Linked DNA regions of Homo sapiens: region 2 is linked to region 1. A link is a loop called in an ENCODE intact Hi-C map of the cell type or tissue named here. Cell type or tissue: lower leg skin. All regions are shown on one strand. Links, peaks and the distances in the headings refer to the core of each region. The heading gives the core; the rest is flanking DNA.

Region 1 (5,829 bases), core at 737-5,736:
CTACCGGCCCGGGCTTGGGGAACGGGGGGCAGTGGACTCCACATTCCCAGTAGAGTCTCAATGTTCCTTTGCTACTTGTAGTTGTTGTTGTTGTTGTTGAGACAGGGTCTCACTCTGTCACCCAGTGGGGGAGTGTAGTGGTGCAATCAGGACTCACTGCAGCCTCAACCTCCCTGGACTCAAGCAGTCCCCCTGCCTCAGCTTACCGAGTAGTTGGGACTAGAGGCATGCACCACCATGCCCAGCTAGTTTTTTTTGTGTGTGTGTATTTTTTATAGAGATGGGTTTTTTGCCATGTTGCTCAGGCTGGTCTCAAACTCCTGAGCTCAAGCAATCCGTCCGCCTCAGCATCCCAAAGTGCTGGGAATACAGTCGTGAGCCACCACACCCAGTCTCCTTTGTCACTTCTGATGGTCTGTGTCATCTATGGCATCAGGTCTCTGTGGCTCAGCACCAGGCAGGAGAACCATTAGGTGTGCAGAGATGACAGGCAGCACCTCCTGGGCCTGCTGGAAGCCAGACCTGGCCTCACACCCGGGCTTGGCCAGGCACCAGGGGAGTGTGGGAGAAGCAGGTGTTGGGCCCCAGTTCTCAGGCTGTGGCCTGCACTCAGATGAGGGCAGCACCATGCTGAGACATACATTTAAGCTTCACAACAAGCCTATGCATTTGGCCCTTATCTGGATTTTCAGGGTCAAGAAACTGACATCCGGGAGGGCCAATGACGCCTAAGCCAGGACTCAGAGCTGGGCCTGTGCTCCGGGCAGGAGCCCCCCACACTCTGGATCACACTGTATCCCCCTTTCCTCTAGTAGTAATGTGGATCTAGGAGGCTGAATGGTGTCCCCACAGTCCCCCCAAAATTTATGTTCACCTGGAACCTGGGAACATGACTTTTTTTTTGGAAAAAGACTCTTTGCAGATATAATTAAGGTGAAGATTTTGAGATGAGATCATCCTGGATTTAGAATGGGCCCTAAATCTCATCACAGGTGTCCTTATCAGAGACAGGCAGAGGGAGATTTGGGACCTGGAGACACACAGGGAGAAGGGCCTGTGAAGACAGAGGCAGAGACTGCAGTGCTGCAGCCCAGGCCAGGGAATGCCAAGGCCTCTGCCACAGCCACCAGGAGCTGGGAGGAGAGCACAGATTCCCCCTGGGGCCTCCAGAAGGAACCAGCTCTGCCGACACCTTGATCTGGGACTTCCAGCCTCCAGGGCTGTGAGAGAACCAATGTGTGTTGTCTAAGCCACCCAGTCTGTGGTCTTTTGCCATGGCAGCCTGAGCAGACTCATACAAGGGTACGACTCTGAATGTGCCAGGCACTTTCCACCACGTGGTTATTGTGGTGATCAAGTCAGACCAAGCCCTCACTCCTGGCACACCATCCTAGCAGGGAAATGCCAAAACAAATATACCAACCAACCAGGCTCCAGGTGACAAGGGAGTGTCTGGAGAAAGACAGGTGGTGGGCTTGAGATTCTGGGGTGAGGGTAACTTGGGTGCCCACTGGAGGGTGTGCCTGGGAATGGGCAGAGGAGCAAGGCTTGGAGGAAGTGGGGACCAGCCTCTCCCGCAGAGGAAATGCATGTGCAAAGGTCCTGAGGTCGGAATGAGCTCAGGGAATAGGAAGATGGTCAGTGTGACTGGTGAAAAAGAGGGAGGAAAAAGGCTTGCAAGATGTGGGCAGAGGTCTTGCATTGTGTGTGGGTGTGAGGGAGGCCTTTGGAGGGTTCTGAGCTGGAGAGTGGTGTGATGGGCACCCTTGAAGATAAGGAGACCAGGTACAATAAAGGACACAGCCATGGACCAGGAAGGGCATGAAGAAGAGGTAAGGTTTACACACAGCCAGAGTGCTGGGGCTTTGGGACAGTTGGGCCAGGCCACAGGACTCAGGCTCTGTACAACTGAATCTCATGCGTCCAGAGTTTCTCCCTCGAGCAACCTGCCACATCTGCTACCTGCGACACCTGCCGGCTTTCAGCATGGCAGCCTGGAGAAGTGGGAAGCTAGCCCCTGGGGCAACCTCCCATCCTGAGGTGGGACAACTGGGGACAACTTCCTCCTTCTCCCACCTCTCAGATGGACATGCTTCCATGTGGCTCGTTAGAAGGTCCACGTAGGATGGAGCCCAGTCATCCTCATGGGGTCTGCTGTCGGGGCCTTCCCCGTCCCTGCTCACCAGCCCAGACCCTACTCCTGCCGCCCGGGATCCCAAAGCCATGCACAAGCCTCTGTGGAGGCTCCACTCGGCGAGGGGCAGGGCAGGACTAGGCCAAGGCAGAGTGTCCTCCAGAGGCAGGTGGCAGCACCATCTCCCTAAGATGAGGCCCACAGTCCGGGTTTAGGATAAAGAATTAGAAAGTAGGGTTGGGGCCGTCCAGCACAAGGGCTGTGCATGGGACCCGGGGACCCAGAGCATGTGCTGAAATCTCTCTGGGTGTCAGTTTTCACATCTAGAAAATGGGGCTGACCGTTCCTCCTGAGGATGTGGGAGGGTTCCGTACTATTACTTACATCTTATAAGCACTTGTGGCTCAAAGACTGAGTGCTGGTACCAACACTGTCATGTGTGGCTGTCATGTGTGGCGCTGGTCTCTGTGGAGGGGACACTAGGCTTCTCACCATCCCCTTTCTTGGGAGGGCAGGGCTGCTGCGCCTGCTCAGGCTGAGAGCAGGGACTGCGCTGTGCAGGAGGCGGTGCTCAGTGAGTGTGTGGAGCCTGTCCCAGGGCTGGTTCCCGCCTGCTGTTTAGGAGGGGGGTGCAGTACAGCCATCGAGGCCCGGCTGGGAGGACACCTGCCTGTCTCTGTCTGGCTTTTTTTTTTTTTTTTTTTTTAAGTTTGAGAGTCTGGGAAAGCAAGGCCTGCTTGAGGTTTGGTGCCTAGCTCTCTTTCTGTCTTTGAAGTCCTCCCTTCTCCTGGGGGGCTCCAAAAGACAAACCCAGGGGCAACACCCTTTTGGAAACAATGGCAAAGAGGGTGGTGAGAGCCGACTGGATTCTGGATGCTTTGAAGTCATGGTCAACAAGTCAGCTAATGGCTGGCTGTGGGGCTGAAGGGCAGAGGGGAGTTGGGGAGAGCAGGAAGATCTGTGGACAGAGCAGCTGGAGGGGGAGCCACACAACTCCAAAGGGCCTCGGGCTGGAGACTGCCTGCAGCCTGGAGGGCCCTGGCAGGGGTGGGCTTCCAGGACACCTCATCCTAATGACCGCTCCCACCCCTGCTCTCCAGTGCCTACTCCCAACAAGGCACAGAGAGGGTGTGGCTCACCCAAAGTCACATCATGCATTGGTGACAGCCGGGGCTCCTGGGCCTGGCAGACACCCCCCTTGCCACACCCAATTTATCTGCCTCAGCTCCATGGCTCCCCTGGTTGGGTTCCTTGCTCTCTCTGAGCTGCAGTTCCTGAGTCAATGTGAGTCTTCATCCACTCTGTAAACATTCATTGAGTGCCTGCTGTGTGCCAGGCTCTGGACACCCAGCCGGGAGACACTGCCACCTTTTTTGGTGCTAAGGATCTGATGGGGGAGGCAACAGTCAAAAGCTGCATTCCCACCATCTGCACGATATCTTTCCTGATGGATTCTGCCTGTTTCCTGTCTCCCCAGCTGCAATAAGGCCCCAGGGGGGCAGGGATTTTTACCTGTTTTTTTTCACAGCTGTACCTGCAGCCCAAAGTACCTGGCATACAGTAGGAGCTTAATAAAGGCTGTGGAGGAAAAAACAATAAAAATGGCGAAAGCATTTCCTGCGTAGGAAACTGCCATGCACCCATCAAAATGTTCTATCTCTTCATGTGAGCTATTTCCCAGTGGCTAAGCTGTAGTCCTGACTTCAAGTCACATTATTTTAAGAGATAAAACAGTAAGCATTTATACCAAGAATAGATAAGATGGGCATTTGGAGCTGCTTATGATTTGGGGATGCTACGGAAGCACAGAGGATTTATGATATCTGTGATTGTTCACATCAAAAATGAGTAAGGGATCAGTAACTTATTAGAAGCTACCCAATATCCAAAGGAGGTATGAGATACTAAAGTAGAAGCTTTTAGTTGAGAAGCCATGCCAGAAGTCAAGGGCGATGTCCTTACTGACTTCATGTTAAAAAAAAATAGCTTTAAATACTATATTAAGAGTTCTAAAATAGTAACTGACATCTATCCACCAAACTTTCAGAAAGAAAATTGGATCCATTTATAATTGACTCATAATAATCGATGCAAACTTCTGACAAGTAATATTGGCAATCTCAAAAATAGTTTCTTAATAAAGATGGAATCTGGTCATCTCAGAACACCTGTCCTTGAGTGCCATGAGCCTTCCTAGCTAAATTACTCCATAATTGTTTGCATCATGGAAAAGGTAAATTAAGTTTTACATGCAATGCATATTGGTCAGGAAATTTTCTGGAATTGGCCCAGGAAGTGGTAGAGTCCTATCTCATCTGCAACCAATATAACCCAGGCAAGACTGTAAAGGTGAGACAGGATTCAGAGCCATGGGTTCATGATAGCAAGTCTACCTCTTGCTAGACTTTCTATTCTCAGCATGGACAATACCTATCTTCCTATCAAAAGATTATAGACTTACTGTCCTGGAGGGTCCTTCTTCTAACACAGACACTTCACTGTCTGAATCACCCTCGGTGTTCGCAAAATACAAAATCAATCACACACTGAAGCTGAAATTCCCTAACTATAAAAAACCCTCCATCTCTCTGGGCTTTGAGTTTTGCCACCAGCTTTATTGGCCGTGCGGTCTTGGCCTCTATCTGTAAGCAGAAGATGTGGCTCACCCAAAGTCACATCATGCACTGGTGACAGCCGGGGCTCCTGGGCCTGGCAGACACCCCGCTTGCCACACCCAATTTATCTGCCTCAGCTCCTTAAGGAGCTGCTTAAGGAGTAAGCAGAAGATTACTCCTTAACTCCTAGGTCGAGGATATAATAGGCTATTGGCGTGACCGTCTCTGAGTGCTCACTTAGTCCAGCACCCCATGAGATCATAACCAGATGCTGTACATGACCAGGAGTAACTCCAGCAAGGCCTGGCTCTGCTCCATTTCATGTACGCAGTTAAGCATTGTCAAGGATTAGCCTCACACACCAAGTCTCGTGCCCAAAGGAAATGCCAGCCAGAGGAAATGCCGGCCAGACTTTTCTGACCTCCAGCCTGGTGTGGGTCCGCTGGAAGAGACCTCAAGGCAAAAACTTTTCAGACCTCTTTGGAAGGAGCCATTTCAGGTCCTCCTAGCAAATGCCAGGGCAGTCAAGATCCAAGGTGTTGACCCAAGTACTCAAGAGTCAGTAGAAACAGGCAACAAACCCAGACCAATGGATCAGCTCAAATGACCTCAAACCAACACTAACCACAAAAGCCTCCAGATGCAAAAACTAAGAGCTATGGACCAAGCAGTCGGCTTTGGGAGTGGACAGCTTCACTCGAGATGACGAGACCAGATAATGATTGAACTTCTTGTGACTCCCACCACAGTGGATTTCTTTGTGTGTATTTTTAAACATTATACTCATGGCTATTCTCTCTTTTTCAGGATCAGATTTCAATCCTGCAACCACGTTTTCTAATTTACTTGTTTTTGTCTTCTTCCTCCCTCCTTCAGACCAAAACACATTTTCTCCTAGCCCACCCTAAGAATGACTCAGCAGTCCATTTGGAAATCTTGCCTCTTGCTGGATCTGCCACCCATTTCCAACTCCAGGAACCACACAAATCGTGAGCATTCCCCTACTGAATTCCACGCCATACATTTTCCAACACATAATTCCAACACATAATTACCTTAAGATCCATAGAATAAGTATTC
Region 2 (16,399 bases), core at 5,659-10,658, 85 kb after region 1:
AGAACTCTAGGGACTCTAATGTATAGACAGAATTAGACCTGCTGAGTTAGTATGTAGGGTTCCTCAGCCTGAGCACTATTTTGGGCTGGATGAGTCTTTGCTGTGGGGGGTCTCTCCTGTGCATGGTAGGAGGTTGAGCAGATCCCTGATCTCTGTTCACTAGATGGTCAGGGGCAATGCCCCAGCTGTGACCACTGACAGTGTCTCCCTAGGAGGGAAAATTGCCCTGGTTGAGAACCACTGAGTTTAACAATAAAGGATGGAGGAAAGAGGCTATACTGACTCCTGAAACTCAAGGTATAGTCCCCAGACCAGCACCACTGGGGAGGTTGTTAGAACAGAAGAATGCCCCCCCACTTTGGAATCCTCATTTTATCAAGATCCCCTGTGATGTGTGTGCAAAGCTTGAGAAGGACTGCCAGGTCACAGGCATTTTTTTCTTCCTGGAAATACTTATTTACAGGGTTAGTTTATTAAAAGAGCAATTGACCATCTGAATCTTAAAAAATATGAGACCAGAGTCATAGAATGTCAAGGTGAAAAGGACCCTGGAAAGGTCACTTCAATCTCCTGACAGGAAGATGGAGATGGTGGTTTGGCTCACAGAAGCAGAGCTTGCTCAGGCCAAGTGACTGGCAGGGCAGGCAGGTGAGAAGATGAAGGTGTTCCCGAGGTGGGCCTTGTTGGGTAGAATGGGTGGAGGTAAGGAGGGCAGAATGAAAGGAAACCTTAATGATGTCCTAATCAGGGAGTGGGGTGAGTGAGCTGGCTGCTGTTACTGAGAAAATGCACTTCTCAAGTACTTTGCCCTTCTAGACACCTCCCAAATGGCATTCCTGCCAGACCCTTGCTTCCTGGTATATGAACAAGGGTTGCCTCTTGGTGGGGCAAGGGCTGCCACAGAAGCGTGAGTGAGAAGGGGACCCAGAAGCGAGTCCCAGCCTGCAGGGCACAGCCTGTCACCACACCCACCGCAGGGCTGGTGGGGCAGAGGGCAGGCCTGCCTGTTGGCATGCTACTCTGGCTTTTGAAAGGCCAGTTCCTGGAGTTTCCTCCAACCTCCCCCAAATGTTTGTGCAGATGATGGCTGCTGGGCTGTCACTACCAAGGTTAGCCTCCAAGATGGGAAAAGTCACAAAAGAGCAGGCTGTGAGGGACGCTGTGGAAAGGGACCATAATAATGGGTGGGATGGGATGGGATGTTGGCCATGGGGGTATTTCTCTAAATTAGCACCCCCCCTCCCATCACTCTCCTCTTTCTCTGCCTTTTTTCCCTCCTCCATAGCACCTATGGCACCTGGCATTATTTTAGACATTCACTTGTTAACCTGTTTATTACCTGGAGTGTGACCCCCCTTCTCTGCTAGACTCATGTTCCATGAGGACAGGGCCTTTGCTTCCCAACTGAATCCCCAGGGCCGAGGACAGGGTTTGGAGTACACTGGCACCCCACAAATATTTGGGGACTAACAGAATAAACGAGTGAGCAAATAGGTAAAGAACCAGGTTTATTTTAATGACGATGGGAGGAACCACCTCTTCCTTCTTCCTCTCCCTCTGACAACTTGAGTCACTGCATTTTTACAAAGCTACTTGTGGTTTCCCTAGTAAAGAACCAAGAGGAATACCTCAATTTTCCTACACCTGGGAGGCAGTTCTATTGATTGGATTCATTCTCTTCTCTTTCAAAGACATTAAAACTGTCTGTATTAATACCTCTGATTTCTTCTAAGAGTTCAGCTTACCAAATGCTTTCATTTCTTCCTTCAACGATATATTCAGTGAAAGAATATTTGTTGAGTACCTGATATCTGCCAGGCAATGTGCTACATGCTGGGACAGGAAGGTAAGCAAAACTATTATCTGAGCCATGCACACCTGGGCTATCTTGGTAAGGTGGGTGTTAGTATTCCCATCTTACAGGGAAGGAATTGTCAGAGTGGCCCCCTCCTGTATCTGGTAGATGGCTGCTCCACAGAAGCCTTAGGAAGAGCAAGCCTGGGACTCACCACTGGAGCTGGTTTCAGAAAATGAGAGAAACAAATGCCTTCTGATAACTGAAGGAAGGCTGCACATGTTAGGAATCAGGAGAGGAGTCACCTGAGGCCACCTGTGCACAGGGGGAGGGGACAAATGGAGACATGCTCTTCCTCCTCCTGGAGCTCTTTCCTGCTAAGTGCAGGTGGAAGGGTGGAGAGTGGGAGTGCAGGGGAGGGGCTGGAAGGCACAGGAGGATTGATGGGGAGGATAGCAGCAGCTCTGCAAGAATGAAATCAGTGTGTCTTTGCTGAGTGCATGGTATAGAAATGGATCTTCACACACATGCATGCCCAAACACACACACACACACAAGCACATTTCACATTTTTACTGTATGGGGACTGAAAATGTTTTAATGAGACTGTAGAAAGCACAGAGCAAAACATACAGGCAATCATTCATTCATTCGATTTGGATTTGGAAGAGTCACTGAGTATCTTTCAGGAGCCAGGCATGGTGCAGGACCCTGGTGGAACAGTGTTCAACGGCAGGTTCAGATATAGGCCAAACTAATCAATATCATTAGGGTGGGGATTTTTATCCCACCTCAGGAGGACCAGGAGGGCTTCCAGGGGGAGGTGAGGCCTGGCTGGGGCCTGAAGGATGAGCGGCAGTAACCAGGGAGAGAGTTTAGTGAAGGTGGGGCTAGGGGAGGAATTGTAACCTAGATCTTGGTAAGGGTAGCCATGGACCAGCAGCATTGCCCCAGAACTCGTCAGGAAGGCCCACCCCAGACCTACAGAATCAGAATATGCATTTTAAGAAAATCCCCATGTGACTCACATACACATTCAACTCTGAGAAGCCCTGACCTAGATAATTCTGTGCAAGGAAAATCTAGTGAGACTTGAAGGCAAGAGAGAGTTCAGGGCCAATAGAGGAAAGTGCCCATGAGCAAGAACAAAGAGAGAAGTTGTAGACCATTGTTCTAGCCCCTTCTCTCCCTCCTACGTCAACAAGACTGCGATTTAAGTTTCCTGACTTTCACTCATTTCAGTATTTTATCGTCTTTTTCCTCCGTTTATTGATGCCCTAAGTTTTGAGTGAATGAAAATGAAATCCATAAACAAGGCATTGATTTAGTGATTCATAGGAGAGAATGTGGCTCTTGTTTCAGCGGGTAGTTTAGTGTTCAGGGCCAAGGATGCAAATTTCTATTTGAATGTTTCCTCCTTACCTACACACAGGTCAGCTGACCAATGAAAGAAGGGATGCCCTTAATGCATAAAAGTTCACAGAAGGAAGATGGTAACTCAAACTTGAATCATATAAAACATGGGCCAAGGAAATGAAGCGACAGTGCACAAGGTTGGTGAATACAGAATAAAGAAATAATCTTACAACTGAAATAAGTATATGCCTCTGAAATTCCCAAGGATTTAATAAGTAATAAGATTCGTACAAGTCAGTTGACCAATTTGGACATCCTGACTGGAAAGGCACCCAGCAAAGCACTGAGCGATAGAGCCTCTGTTTTCTATAACACATGATACTGTCTGTTCTAGCTACCCAGTGAGGTTGCTGAAAGGATTAAAGGGAAAAGCAAAAGTGCAAGGACAAGTATGGAGATAACACAGGAGCATGCCCTGACCTGACACTGCTCAATCAAAACATTAAGTGGTATTGCAATGGTTGCTGTGAAGTAGTGTGTCCGGAATTGGTTCCTTCCTGTGGGTTCTTGGTCTTGCTAACTTCAAGAATGAATCTGTGACCCTCGCAGTGAGTGTTACAGTTCTTAAAGATGGTGTGTCCGGAGTTTGTTCCTTCAGATGTTCAGATATGTCTGGAGTTTCTTCCTTCCTGTGGGTTCGTGGTCTCGCTGGCTTCAGGAGTGTAGCTGCAGACCTTCACTGTGAGTGTTACACCTCATAAAGGTGGTGCAGACCCAAAGAGTGAGCAGCAGCAAGATTTATTGCAAAGAGTGAAACAACAAAACTTCCACAGACTGGAAGAGGACCCCAGCTGGTTGCCGCTGCTGGCTGGGGTGGCAGGCTTTCATTCCCTTATTTGGCCCCACCCACATCCTGCAAATTGGTCCATTTTACAGCGAGCTGATTGGTCCATTTTACAGCGAACTGATTGGTCCATTTTACAGAGTACTGATTGGTCCGTTTTTACGGAATACTGATTAGCTAGACACAGAGCGCTGATTGGTGCATTTACAATCCTTTAGCTAGACAGAAAAGTTCTCCAAGTTCCCTTCTCCAAGTTCCCTACATGACCCAGAAGCCCAGCTGGCTTCATCTCTCAGTAGGAGGTGGGACTTGACTCTGTAGAGCTTGGACACCAAACCAAGATGAAGGACTAGATTAAGGACTAGCTGAAACAGGAAAGAGGCAAAAGCCCCTCTCCGTAAGACCTGCCCACCAGTGCCATGTCAGTTTACCATTGCCAGGGAAACACCTGAATGTTGCCGCCCCTTTCCATGGCCATGACCCAATGACCAGGAAGTTACCACACTATTTTTAGAAATTTTTGCATAATCCACATTTTAATTTGCATATAATTAAAAGTGGGTATAAACGTGACCACAGAACTGCCTCTGGGCTGCTACTCTAGGCACACTGCCTACAGGGTAGCCCTGCTCTGCAAACAGCAGTACCTCTGCTGCTGCTGTGCACACAGCCACTTCAATAAAAGCTGCTGCCTAACACCATCAGCTCACCCTTGAGTTCTTTGCTGGGCGAAGCCAAGAACCCTCCTGGGCTAAGCCCCAATTTTAGGGCTCGCCTGCTGTGTATCAGCCATGCGGAATCTGGGGTTTCTACTCTTTAACAACTCTAAGTTGAGACATCATCATTTTCCTAGCATGGCTTAACACTCGTTCTGTCTGAAAAGGGGCATCAGACTGAATCACCTCCCTCCATTCCTCATGTGTTCAAGCCATGTCTGTTGAGCATCTATTAAGTTCTAGGCAGGGAAGATTTGGCCGCCCATGGCAGCTGGCATGGCCAGGATTTGTGCTGGTTGCTCAGAGTCTGTTGTGTGGCCAGTGCTGACAGAATTTGATGGTCATTCTTGACTCTAGGTTCAATGCTAGAATTCAGAGTCCCTAGAGACTGGAGTGCAGCAGGTGTGTGGCGGGAGAGGTAGATTCGAGTCAGACTGGGGCTGGCCTTGACTGGTTGAATTTGCATTTTCTCCTGTAGGCTGCAGGGAGCCATGGGAAGTGTTTAGGCTGGTACTGGCACAATCCATGGAGAAGTGGTATCAAGGTGGGAGAGGATAAAGGCTGGGAGATAAATAAGAAAATAACTAACTCAAGATCAGAAGACAGATCATTAGAACAATCCCAGTGAAGGTGCAAAGATTGGAGCTGTTTAGGGGGCAGAACCAAAAGGATTCATGACCAGTCAGGTATGGGGAGTGAAGGGAACGGAGGAGGCAGGAATGACTCAGGCTTCCATCCCAGGCTATGGGGGCCGGGGCACCATCCACCAAGACAGGGAGTGGAACAGGAACGAGATCAAATGTGGGGCCAGGAAGATGATAATAGGCTGATTTATATTTTGATTGGAAAAATGATATATTTTTAGGAAATACAGACTTTTTCCAAGAATATTTTAGATTACTTGTAATTTTGTTAACCTCACTTCTTTGACTTGTTGGTACATTTATTTCTGGTCTTTGGTCTTTTTTCTTTTCTCTGTGTGTGTGTGTGTGTGGGAAGTGTGCATTCAAAATTGTGCATCACACTGCATAGACAGTTTATATTTTTTCTTTTAATAATAATATTATTTCCTGACCTTAAAATGGTTAAAGTCTATTTTTAATGGCTACTGAATAATCCACCCTATGGGTGTGTAACAATTACTCGATTTCTTTACTGTTGGACACTTAGATCACCTCAATTTTTTTCCACCTTGAATAACACAGCTGCGAGCATTTCTGTAATAAATCATTATCCAAGTTTCAATAAAAAGTTAAAAACATTTAAATAACCAAACTAAAACATTCCTGTAGAAAAAAACCTTAAAATGATACAAAAAACATACAATGAGTACTGAAGGGCAAAATATATCCAATAAAAACTTCCAGTGTAAACATCACATATAAGTTAGCAACTGCTCCCTTCTCCTGGAAATCCCAGAAGAACAACAAGAAAAATGAAACAAAACAAAACGAACCACAGATCCCCAAAGGCTGCATTTCCAGTGAAACTCGGGGGCAGAGGGAGGCGCAGAGGGCAAAGAATGTGCAGGAGCTGCAACCCTGGGGCGGGGCGGAGAGCGTGGGGAGGGGACGAGGGGACGAGGAGACGGGGGTGCTAGTGGTCAGAGGGTTCGGCAGCGCCCAGCCTCAGAAGGCACCAAAAACATTCCCTAGTGAGGAGCTCAGCACGAAACGTCAAAGCCGTATCCCTCCTTCTCACAGTGGGAATGGAAAAGCAGGCAAGCGGGGCTGCAGGGCAGTGGGGTTCATGGACACTGAGTCAGAAGAGTTAGGCTCTGCAACCGTACACGCACATGCTCCGGTTCCCAGAAGACAGACTGTCTCCCTGGCCGCAGAGACACGGGGACTATTGGAAGACACGCCTGGAAGGTTGGGTGGAAACTGGAAGGCCGCCCACACCCTCTGCGCTTGTGGAGCCTCCTGTGAATAGCTGGTCCATCATTCCATGGTGAAAGAGGGAATTAATAGGAAAAGAAATAAAGGGATGGGTACTTCCTAGGATGCCACTGCAAACAACCACAGAGCGAGGTCTGGAGACTTCATTCCAGTCAAGGAGTAATTCACACCAAAGGCATTAAATGTTTCAAAGCGAAGCACTTTGCCTTATTTTTTAAAGGAGAGATTCCTAGGTCTATAACACATAATACGTACGGACAAAGCAATACAGCAGCAATGTTTATAACACAGAGATTAGCTGAGTGCAACAGAAACAGATAAAAACACATTGGTAGTAGGCGTCAGTTCTCTCAGTCCAGGACAGATCACATTAAAGAGTAAAGATATGGCAAAGCTACACAGCATAATAGAATAGCATCAATGGATATAGTTCAAATTATCTACCACGAAGGAAAGAATGCACCTTCTTTTCAAGCACCCATAGAACATGCAAACTGGTCTGTGCTGAGCCATAAAGAAAATCTCAAGTTCCACATCCTGGACCTGTTTCCCCAACCCCGGGCCGTGGACTGGTACCGGTCTGTGGTCTATTAGGAACCAGGCTGCACAGAAGGAGGTGAGCAGCCTAGTTCCTAACAGCAGGAGGTGAGCGAGGGAACATTACCGCCTGAGCTCCGCCTCCTGCCAGATCAGCGGAGGCGGCATTAGATTCTCATAGGAGAGCAATCCTGTTGTGAACCGCGCAGGCGAGGGATCTAGATTACAGGCTCCTTATGAGTATCTTAACTAATGCCTGATGATCGGAGGTGGAACAGTTTCTTCTCAAAACTATCCCCCACCTCCCACCCGTGGAAAAACTGTCTTCCACTAAACCGGTCCCCGGTGCCAAAAAGGTTGGAGACCACTGTTATAGACCACACTTATAATCACAGGGCAACTCGAGTGGAAATTACCAGAAAACAAAAAGCACCTTCCACTAAAAAATTTCAAAAATGTCTCTTAAACTCCTCTTTGGTGAAAGAGAAAATAAACAGAAGAAATGTAGACTTTTTAGAAAATAAAGACATATCAGAATATTTGAAAAACAATTACATCAGTGCGTAGAGGAATATTTATTGCCATAAATGCTTATGCCAGTGTAACAGAATGAAAACAAGTGAATTATCAATCAAAACTAAACAAGGCAAAAGTAATAAAAACAAAAACAAAGTAATAAGAGCATTAAATAGTAGAACTAATGAATTAAACCTTTAGGAAAAAAATTCTTAATAAAATAGATAAGTCATGAGCTAAGAATTTGAGAGAGAGAGAGAGTGTGTGTGTGCATAAAAACATACAATATAGGAAATCAGGGAAAACAACTATAAAAGCAGGAGAAATTTAAAAAATCATAACACTGTTCTGCTTAATTTGGAAACTTAGATGAATAATTTTATAAGAAAATATAATTTATCAAAACTGATACAGTAGAGATAAAAAATCTGAACAGATTATTTCCGTAGAAGACAGAGAAACTCATCAAGGCACTGCCTCTCAAAATAACACCAGGACCAGAGAGTGTCTGAAGGGAATTCTACCACATTTTTAAAGAGTACATAATGCCATATCTAGAGCCTAGAAAAAAGGAAAAACATCCAAATTATTTCTATGAAGCAAACAGTGACACTTGACATACAACACTGACAGAAAAAGAAAACTACAGACCAACTAAATTTGCAATTACAGTTAGAAAAATGCTAAATAAAGCATAATCTTAAGCACATTAAAAGATATCATGACCAAACAGAAGTTATTCTAGAAATGCACATGATTCAATATTAGGATGTCTAGTAATATAATTCAACATGTTCTTAAATCTATTCAATAAATCAGATGTCTTCCATAGATGATGAAAGACATCTAATAAAATTGTAAAACTTTTAATAAAATTCTCAATCAAATAGAAATAAATGGCTATTTCCTCAACATAATAAGTTATATATCTCTCAGCCACTAGTACCAGTTTAAAAAGCTAGGAACAAAATTTTTAAAATGCCCATTACTATTAAACACTATGCTACAGGTACCGGACAATGTAATTAGATAGGAGAAAGAAAACAGAGGTCTAAAATTAGAAAGAATGAAGAAATACTATGGGTATTTGCATATGATACAATTGTATACCTGGACACTCCAAAATACCTGAAAAATCTCAAACAAAATAATTTACTATGAAACACAGTAAGAATTAATACATAGAAATCACCAGTTTTCGTATTCACAAACAACAACCAGTTAGGAGATTTAGTGGAAGAAAAGGCCTCATTTGCATTAACAACCAAAAAGATCAATACCTACAAATACATTTAATAAGAAATTGGCAAGATAGCAATCAAGGAAACTTTAAAATGCTCTTAAGGAACAAAAAGGGAAAAACTAACAAATGGAAACACACTTCCCCTTCTTAGACAGGATAATTCAACATCAGAAAGGTGTCAAGTCTCCCTAAGTTAAATTATAAACGTATGTGATCCCAATAAAATTACAATAAATATTTGTTAGGGGAGTGTATAACAGCTGATTTAAATGCTCATATGAAAAAATAAAAATATCCATGGAAATTTTGAAATAGAAGGGTAATGTGAATGAAGCAGCCATGATGGCTAGTATTAATTTTTAAACTATAATACAGCCTAGTGCTGGCAAGTGCTTGGACAGACAAGAGGAAGAGAAGTGTAAGTGGAAAAATAAAGTCAAAAAAGAAGCCCAAACACACACAACGATTAAGTGTGTGATAAAGTTTCATGTCAAACCAATGGAAAGGATGAATTATTTAAAGAATAATGTTGGAACAACAGGGCAAACCATTCAACAACTGGGTAAAATCATACCTCACATCTTGCCTGAGCATACATTCCAAACAGATTAAAGTGTTAAAAATCAAATCATAAATATTCTAAAAGAAAACAGGAAAGGGTTTCTTTAGAAACTTGGAGTTGGGAAGCCCTTTCCAGTGGACCCAAATCCATTATCCTTATTAAAACATGTTTAGCATATTTGAATGTATATATGTATGCACTTTTTTTCAAAGGCCAAAACAAAAAACCAAACACAGGCAAAGTCAAAAGATACAACAAACTGGAAAAAGAATTTGCAAATTTTAATCTATTTTTTTTTAAATTAACCATCACATGCAGTGCGTCTGTGACAAACACTATACCAAGTACTTTACAAAATTAGCTCAGCTAATTAGTATACCAACACTGTGATGTAGTACTACTGCTCGTCCCATATCGCAGCTGAGAAATTGAAGCAGAAAGAGGTTAAGTAATTTGCTAAGGTCACACAGCTAGTATGTGCCTAATAGGTAAAGAGGCCCCCCATTCATGACAACAGGACATCCCACATCCTTGAGAATTAAGGTATCAAGAAATAGGCATGGAGCTACATAAAATAAACTCTACCGAGGGACATATAATGACTTAAACATGGAAGTATACCTTTCTTTTGAATTAGAAGGCTCAGTATTGTGAAGAAGTAAATTTTCTCTAAATTCATTTATAAATTTAGTGAAACTCCAAAACAAATCTCAAAAGGAGAATTTAAAGAAAGTTGTTCAGTATTTCTAAAGGATATCTAGATGAACACATTTGTGATAATATCACGTAAGATGATTAACTGGGGGAGACTGGCCAGCTACACATTAAAGATCACATTAATAAACAATAGTAACAAAAACTGCAGGCACAGATGCAAAAACAGACACATAGATGGGATCAGGAGAGTCTGGCAATGGGCCCAATCTATGTAGGAATTTAGAAAATGCTCAGATTGCCAATTACTAAATCAATGGAATCAAGGCTATTGGCTGACCAGATAACAAACAGAGCATGAATATACAATTTGGAAATATGCAAGCAACCATCAAGGCAAACAGAAGATTTGGTGGAGGAGGAACTACCACTACACAGTAGGACCTTGAGGTGGGGAGAAGTGAGGCAGTAGACACCTCGTGATAAGCTTCTTGAAACTATTTAATGTTTAATAATGACTAACTGTATGCATTAGTTAGGGTTCTCCAGAGAAACAGAAACAGAACATATATAAGATGAAACAGAATATCTATCTATCATTTATTTATCTATCTATCTATCTATCTATCTATCTATATCATTCTCTAGAGAGATTGACTAAAAAGAATTGGCTTACATGATTATGGAGGCTAAGAAATCCAAAGATCTGCAGTTTGTAAGCTGGAGACCCAGGAGAACAAATGGTGTAAGTTACAGTCCAAAAGCTGGCAGGCTACAGACCCAAGAAGAGCTGGAGTTTCAGTCTGAGTCTGAAGGTAGAAGGCTCATGTCCCAGGTGAAAGCAATCAAGCAGGAGGAGTTTGGGCTTGTAAAATGATCAGGTGTTTTAAATTCTATTTAGGCTTTCAAGTGATTGGATGAGGCCCACCTGCCTTAAGGCAATCTTCTTTACTCATTCTACCAGTTTAAATGTTAATCTCATCCAAAAATACCCTCACAGACACACTGCTATGAGCTGAATTGTGTGCCCCCAAAAATCCTAGCCCTCACCCCAATGTCACTGCATAAGAGATAGGGCATTTAGGAAGTAATTAAGGTTAAATGAGGTCATAAGGATGAGATCCTAATCCAATATGATTGGCAACCCTATGAGAAAAGAAAGAGCAACAGAGAGATCTCCATGTTCACACACCAAGGAAAGGCTATGTGGGGACACAGGAAGAAGGCAGCTGCCTGCAAGCCTGGAAGAGATCCCTCACCAGGAGCCTACTGAATCTTGATGTTGGACTTTCCAGCCTCAAGGACATTAGAGAAAATAAAATTCTGTTTTTTTAAGCCACCCAGCCTATAGCATTTGTTATGGTGGCCTGAGTTAATATACACATCTAGAATAATAATTGACCAAATATCCTGGCACCCTATGCCTCATTCAAGTTGACACATAAAATAAACCATTACAACGTATTACTTGAATACAAAATAAAATTAATTTAAACATCCTTAAGCCATCTCCTTTATGTATGAGTCCTAATTTGAGGGTAATAGATTAGTGTGAATTTCATGTACTTACTACACTCTTAAATTCTATACTCTCACATCCATATATGATATTTCCCTTTAAAAATCAATGAAATATTGGCATATTCAGCAAATTGCTTTTTTTGCTCTATACCCTATCCCATTTTGTCCATATTTCTATCTCTTTAGGAGAGATTTCTAAAGAAAGTATTGATGTAAAGATGACTTGGCTATTTTTTAGGGCTCTTTGAAATGATTGTTTTGATTTACACTTTCCATCAGCAAAGCAGAAGATGGGTGACCTCTTGGACATCTATTAATAATTAAAAGCTTTGTTCATTCTATCTGTAATTACTTACATATTATGCATACATTAATAAGATTGAACACTTCTCAGTTTCTCGGCCATTTGTATTCCCACTTTGGCCAGCTGTTGGTTGACAGCCCTTGCATGTTTTTCTACTGGACTCTAACACTCTTCTATTCTTGGTGTTTGAAGGGTATCTGGGATTTGTTTTAATGAGGTGTAATAAGGCACACAGACACACAAAAGACTGTCATAAAGAAAGAAGCTCTTTGTATTCATAGATGCCTAAAAACAGAAGGCACAGCTGCCACTGAGGGCCACGCAGCAAAGCACAGGGGTAGTCAGGAGGCCGAAGGATGGGGCAAGACGGAACAGGAGGCTTTACTGTGGTTTCTGTAGGAAAGAAGGGAAGAGGCAGGGTAAGCAGGCTTAGCTTTGGCTAGTTAGAATAATTTCAGTGGCTTTGGGCAGGGAAATTGTGCCTAGTTGTCTGGTACCTGGCTCTGGGGTGATGAGGGCAGGTGGATATGGCCTGAGTGTGAGAGCTCCAGAGAGGAGGTGGATGGGTGTGCGCTCTGGATCGGGGGTTTCCATCTAAAAGGCAGGCTGCCAGGGGAGTCGTTGACTTTCTCTTAGAATTAGCCAACCCTGAGAGAGGCAGTCCTTTCAGGGTCAACAGGGCTCCAGCTATCACAGCATCAAATACAGAAAATAATACACTTGGCTTATTTCGTACAATCTGTGTATGCTGAAGACAGTAGGTCTTTTTGTTTTTACATTTTTTACTGAGATGACTCTTAAGCCTTTGGCCTGTGGCATCTCATCCTGTGGGGTGAGATTCTCCCCTCCCTGGACCTCCTGATTTCCCTGAGCCTGTCCTTGGGAGCAGCTCCGTCTTCAGACCTTGGGTTTTAAAATGTTTTTAGTACCACGTGCACCTCGTTGTGGGTTGTTCTGAGAATGAAATGGCAGGATGCGTGGCCAGAATTTGCTGTTCGATAAATGTCAGCTTCTGCCCTTATATTTGTTACAAATATTTTCCCCAATATTTTTTCCTCGTAGCATTTTGATTTTAGCATATGTAATTTTAAATCTTTAACCTTAAAAAGGCAATGGCATAATGATTGAGCTTGTGCCTGGTAACCAGACACACTGGTGTTTTGAATCTGGCTGTCATTTCCAGAAGAACCTGGAGACTTTATAGCACCTCTGTGCCTCAGTTTCCTTCCCAGTGATGGCCAAGCAGACACGTCCAGAAGGAACTTGGAGATACAAGTCTAAAAACCCAGGTAGAGGCCAGGGCTGGAAATGTGTATTTGGCGGTTGCCTCTAAGATTGAGTACCCCTCTAGCTGGCCTATTTTTCAGATTCTATAAAGCACAGAATGAAAAAGCTCTGGGATGTAGTCTACTTACATACCCATACTTGATAAAAAGCTGCTTTGTGAAAGCTACACGGAATGGGGAAAGAGGCACAAACGTTATGTATACCACAACGCTTTACAACACCACCACCTAGTGACAGACTCGTGAAAATCCCATCCGTTATGTCCCCTCCAGCTTAGGGATGGCGAAATAGGATAAATCATCTCCTTCTTACTAGAAAGCAGATACTCTACTCTGTTTCTCCAGTAACTATCACTTTACCTCCTAATGGTTGGAGATTCCTTCTTTTCTCCTCATTTGGATATTGTCAGACAAAAAGTGTCTAGTCATTGAAAGCAGCGTATATTTAAAGGATTGGCATAGCAGCTAGATCATGGCTCATGGATGATCTTCATTTCATTCACTAAGAGCTTCTGCTGTGCCCATATTGGTGCACACCCTTCTCTAGAGACTGACCACTAGACTGGATTCTTCTGGCACAAGTGATGCATTAGGCTCTGAGAGTGTGGTTCAGGATGGCGGATGGACCAGAGTGTAGTGCAGAGAAAGAGCTGGGCTGTTGGAGGGGAACAGAGCTGGGTTCCTCTCCACTTTTTAGCTGTGTTTTTCTGGGCAGGTGACTCAGAGATGGTTTCTCGTCTGTGAAATGGTAGAATGCCATCTCCCTGCAGGGTGATCATGGGAGTGACCGCACAGGCATTGCCAACCTGGTCACCCTCAGTCCCCAGGACCAAGCTAAGCCATCTGTCCCATCCTTAAGACCGCTGAAATGTGCTTACTGAGTTTCTTCTCTGCAGGTGTTTTCTTTCCACCTGTAGGGTTTCCAGACTCTAAAGCACTTTACCCTCCCCACCTTCAGCATGTTTTGCATCTTAATGATTGAGCCTGAACCCTCCCTTCCACTCCATTTTATCCTTGACATTTTCCAGGAACCCACAATGAAGGAGTGGACGTAATGGACCGCCAGACATGTGACCCAAGAGAAGTATTTACAAAACATTCCAAAAGCAACAGGTTGGGAGTATTATTTATTCAAATAAACAAAAATGTTTTATTTCCCTTTCAATGGTATATATCTTAAATTGCTGGAACATACAAGTATAAAAATAAGATTATTTTAGAAAACTCCAGTTTTGAAGGGCACGACAATAGTTCAGACATTTGTCAGTAGCTATGAAGCCACTTTTAACATGGAATGAATATCCCTTTACTCCAACTCTTGGTCTTATTACATTTTTAAATCAAATCAGCGTGCTGGAAATAGAGAAAAATTCCCAAAGGGAAATATAAAATAATTTTAAGCATTTTCAGAAATACAAGTTACACTTAAGAAACTTGTATTAAAGGATGTTAATCTGAGATAAACAGAAAACAAACGTTTTGCAAAGCACTACTTTTTGCATCTGTTTGAGGATACACAGTTTGCAGCTCTCCTGCCAGAAGCAAAATACTGACTCTAGCACAGCAGAAAAGGCATCAACTTTAAGAAAAAAATGAGTGGTCGCTTTCAATGACTGAACATAACATATTAAACTTTAAGAATTTTTAACAATGCAAATTAACAGCAATAGTAGAAAATACATCATTTTAGATTACAAAAATTCAGCTTTTATTAGCACATGACAAATCTCATTCATTCGCTGCCCTCTCATATGTGCTGAGTAACTGCTACACAGAATTTCAAACCTCACTGATATAAATGTGAGAGATGACATCTACAATGAGAAAAATGAGGGAAAAAAATCTCGTTTTATACCACTAGCAACAAAGAACACAAAATTGTATTAAATTTGTTAAGAAATGTTATTTTGTGCAATTTTCATGATAGATTAATTAGCTTTGTTCACTTTTTTTCCTCCATCTTAAAAAGAGATAATCTTTTAATGTTTTCTTAACATTTCATTCAGGAACACTAATCTTAGAAATGCGAGGCTTGTGTAAAATTTTACTTTAATAGGCACAATGTAGCAAGCGAAACCATACTCATATCAGGGAACTTGCAATGACCTCCACATATAGCACTCAACAGAAAAACATATGTCCTGACCTTTGGAGACACTTCCCTGCTTATGATATTCTTATCTGTCTGTGCCTTGTGAATAAAAATGCATTTTTATTCCAACCCAAATGAAGAAAATCCTATGGAAAAACATCAATGTCAAAGGCTAGGTTGCCAAGGACACCCAAGGTTTCTAGCCTTTTATTGATACCACGAAAGTGACAGCTGTGCCCAACTTACTGAAGTCTATATTATAAATCTGTCATTTCTAATTATAAATCTACATTGGAAAAAATATTTTACTCAGATGGCTATGTGTGAGGCACACGTGTGTTCTACACAGTTTGGACTTTATCTGGTTGGTCTTACACAAACAATTATCCATCTGTAAAGGGAACTGCTCACTTCTCAGGGCTGCCCTGATTCCCAGAGGAGAGACAGATATTTTACCATCACAGCGTTCCCCAAGATGCTGGCAGAGACACCAGGATGGCTGCTCTCACAATAGTGTCCAAGAAGTACCCGAGGCTCAACGGGGCACCCAAGCATCAGGGACCAGGTACCCGCACGTCGCTCTTGCCGTGGCTGGATTCAAATTTATCAGGAAGCTTTGTGATGTCTCTTGGCCCAGTCACTACCCACGGTGTGCTTTTTAAGCACACAAGTGTGATGTAAAAGTTACACAGTACAATTTAGTTTAGAAGCACTGGACATCTGTGTGTAATAGCTGCTGATAAGAAACCCAGAGGAAGCTCAGGGCAGGGAAGAAAATACTGGATTTATTGCTGGGAGTTACGTATCCCCAACAGCTGTGATAGATTCCAGCCACTGATGCAACCTGAGGTTCGCTGGCAGCACTAAGCAGCGTGGCTATGTTCTGCCTTCCACATTCCGCAGATGTGGCTAACAGGGTGACACCAAGAGCCCAGGGAGCCTGCTCACGTCTGAAAGCCGTGGTTTCTGCTCTGCAGCCTCACCTGGGGAGCTTACTGAAATGCAGATTCCCTGTTCCCTCCTGCACTGACCCTGAATGGGGCTGGGTGTGCTCCAGGACAAGATGGACCTTCCG

Evidence for each region. Peaks named below come from ENCODE experiments on the same cell type or tissue, not always from the same donor. Only the 100,000 strongest peaks of a DNase experiment are listed, where the experiment ranks them.
Region 2: a loop joins it to region 1, with 14 times the contacts of the local background. A loop is called at or near these places in 21 of 110 quality-filtered maps.

Annotation. Positions count from the first base shown.
Region 1 is chr21:41,370,817-41,376,645 of GRCh38, reverse strand. The region is part of intron 1 of MX2 (MX dynamin like GTPase 2); the gene reads right to left. Among named protein-coding and RNA genes, the nearest start is that of MX2, 12 kb to the right of the region's middle. RefSeq lists cis regulatory regions at 1,995, 2,005, 3,159 and enhancers at 1,915-2,059, 1,933-2,077, 3,087-3,231. In lower leg skin, for the core only: no CTCF peak of the experiment used is centred there; DNase peaks (open chromatin) are centred at 3,335, 4,846 and 5,105.
Region 2 is chr21:41,280,478-41,296,876 of GRCh38, reverse strand. It overlaps BACE2 (beta-secretase 2), which reads right to left. Exons shown (of 9, transcript NM_012105.5): 9 at 14,347-16,399. Among named protein-coding and RNA genes, the nearest start is that of FAM3B, 28 kb to the left of the region's middle. RefSeq lists enhancers at 6,440-6,940, 15,931-16,399. In lower leg skin, for the core only: no CTCF peak of the experiment used is centred there; no DNase peak of the experiment used is centred there.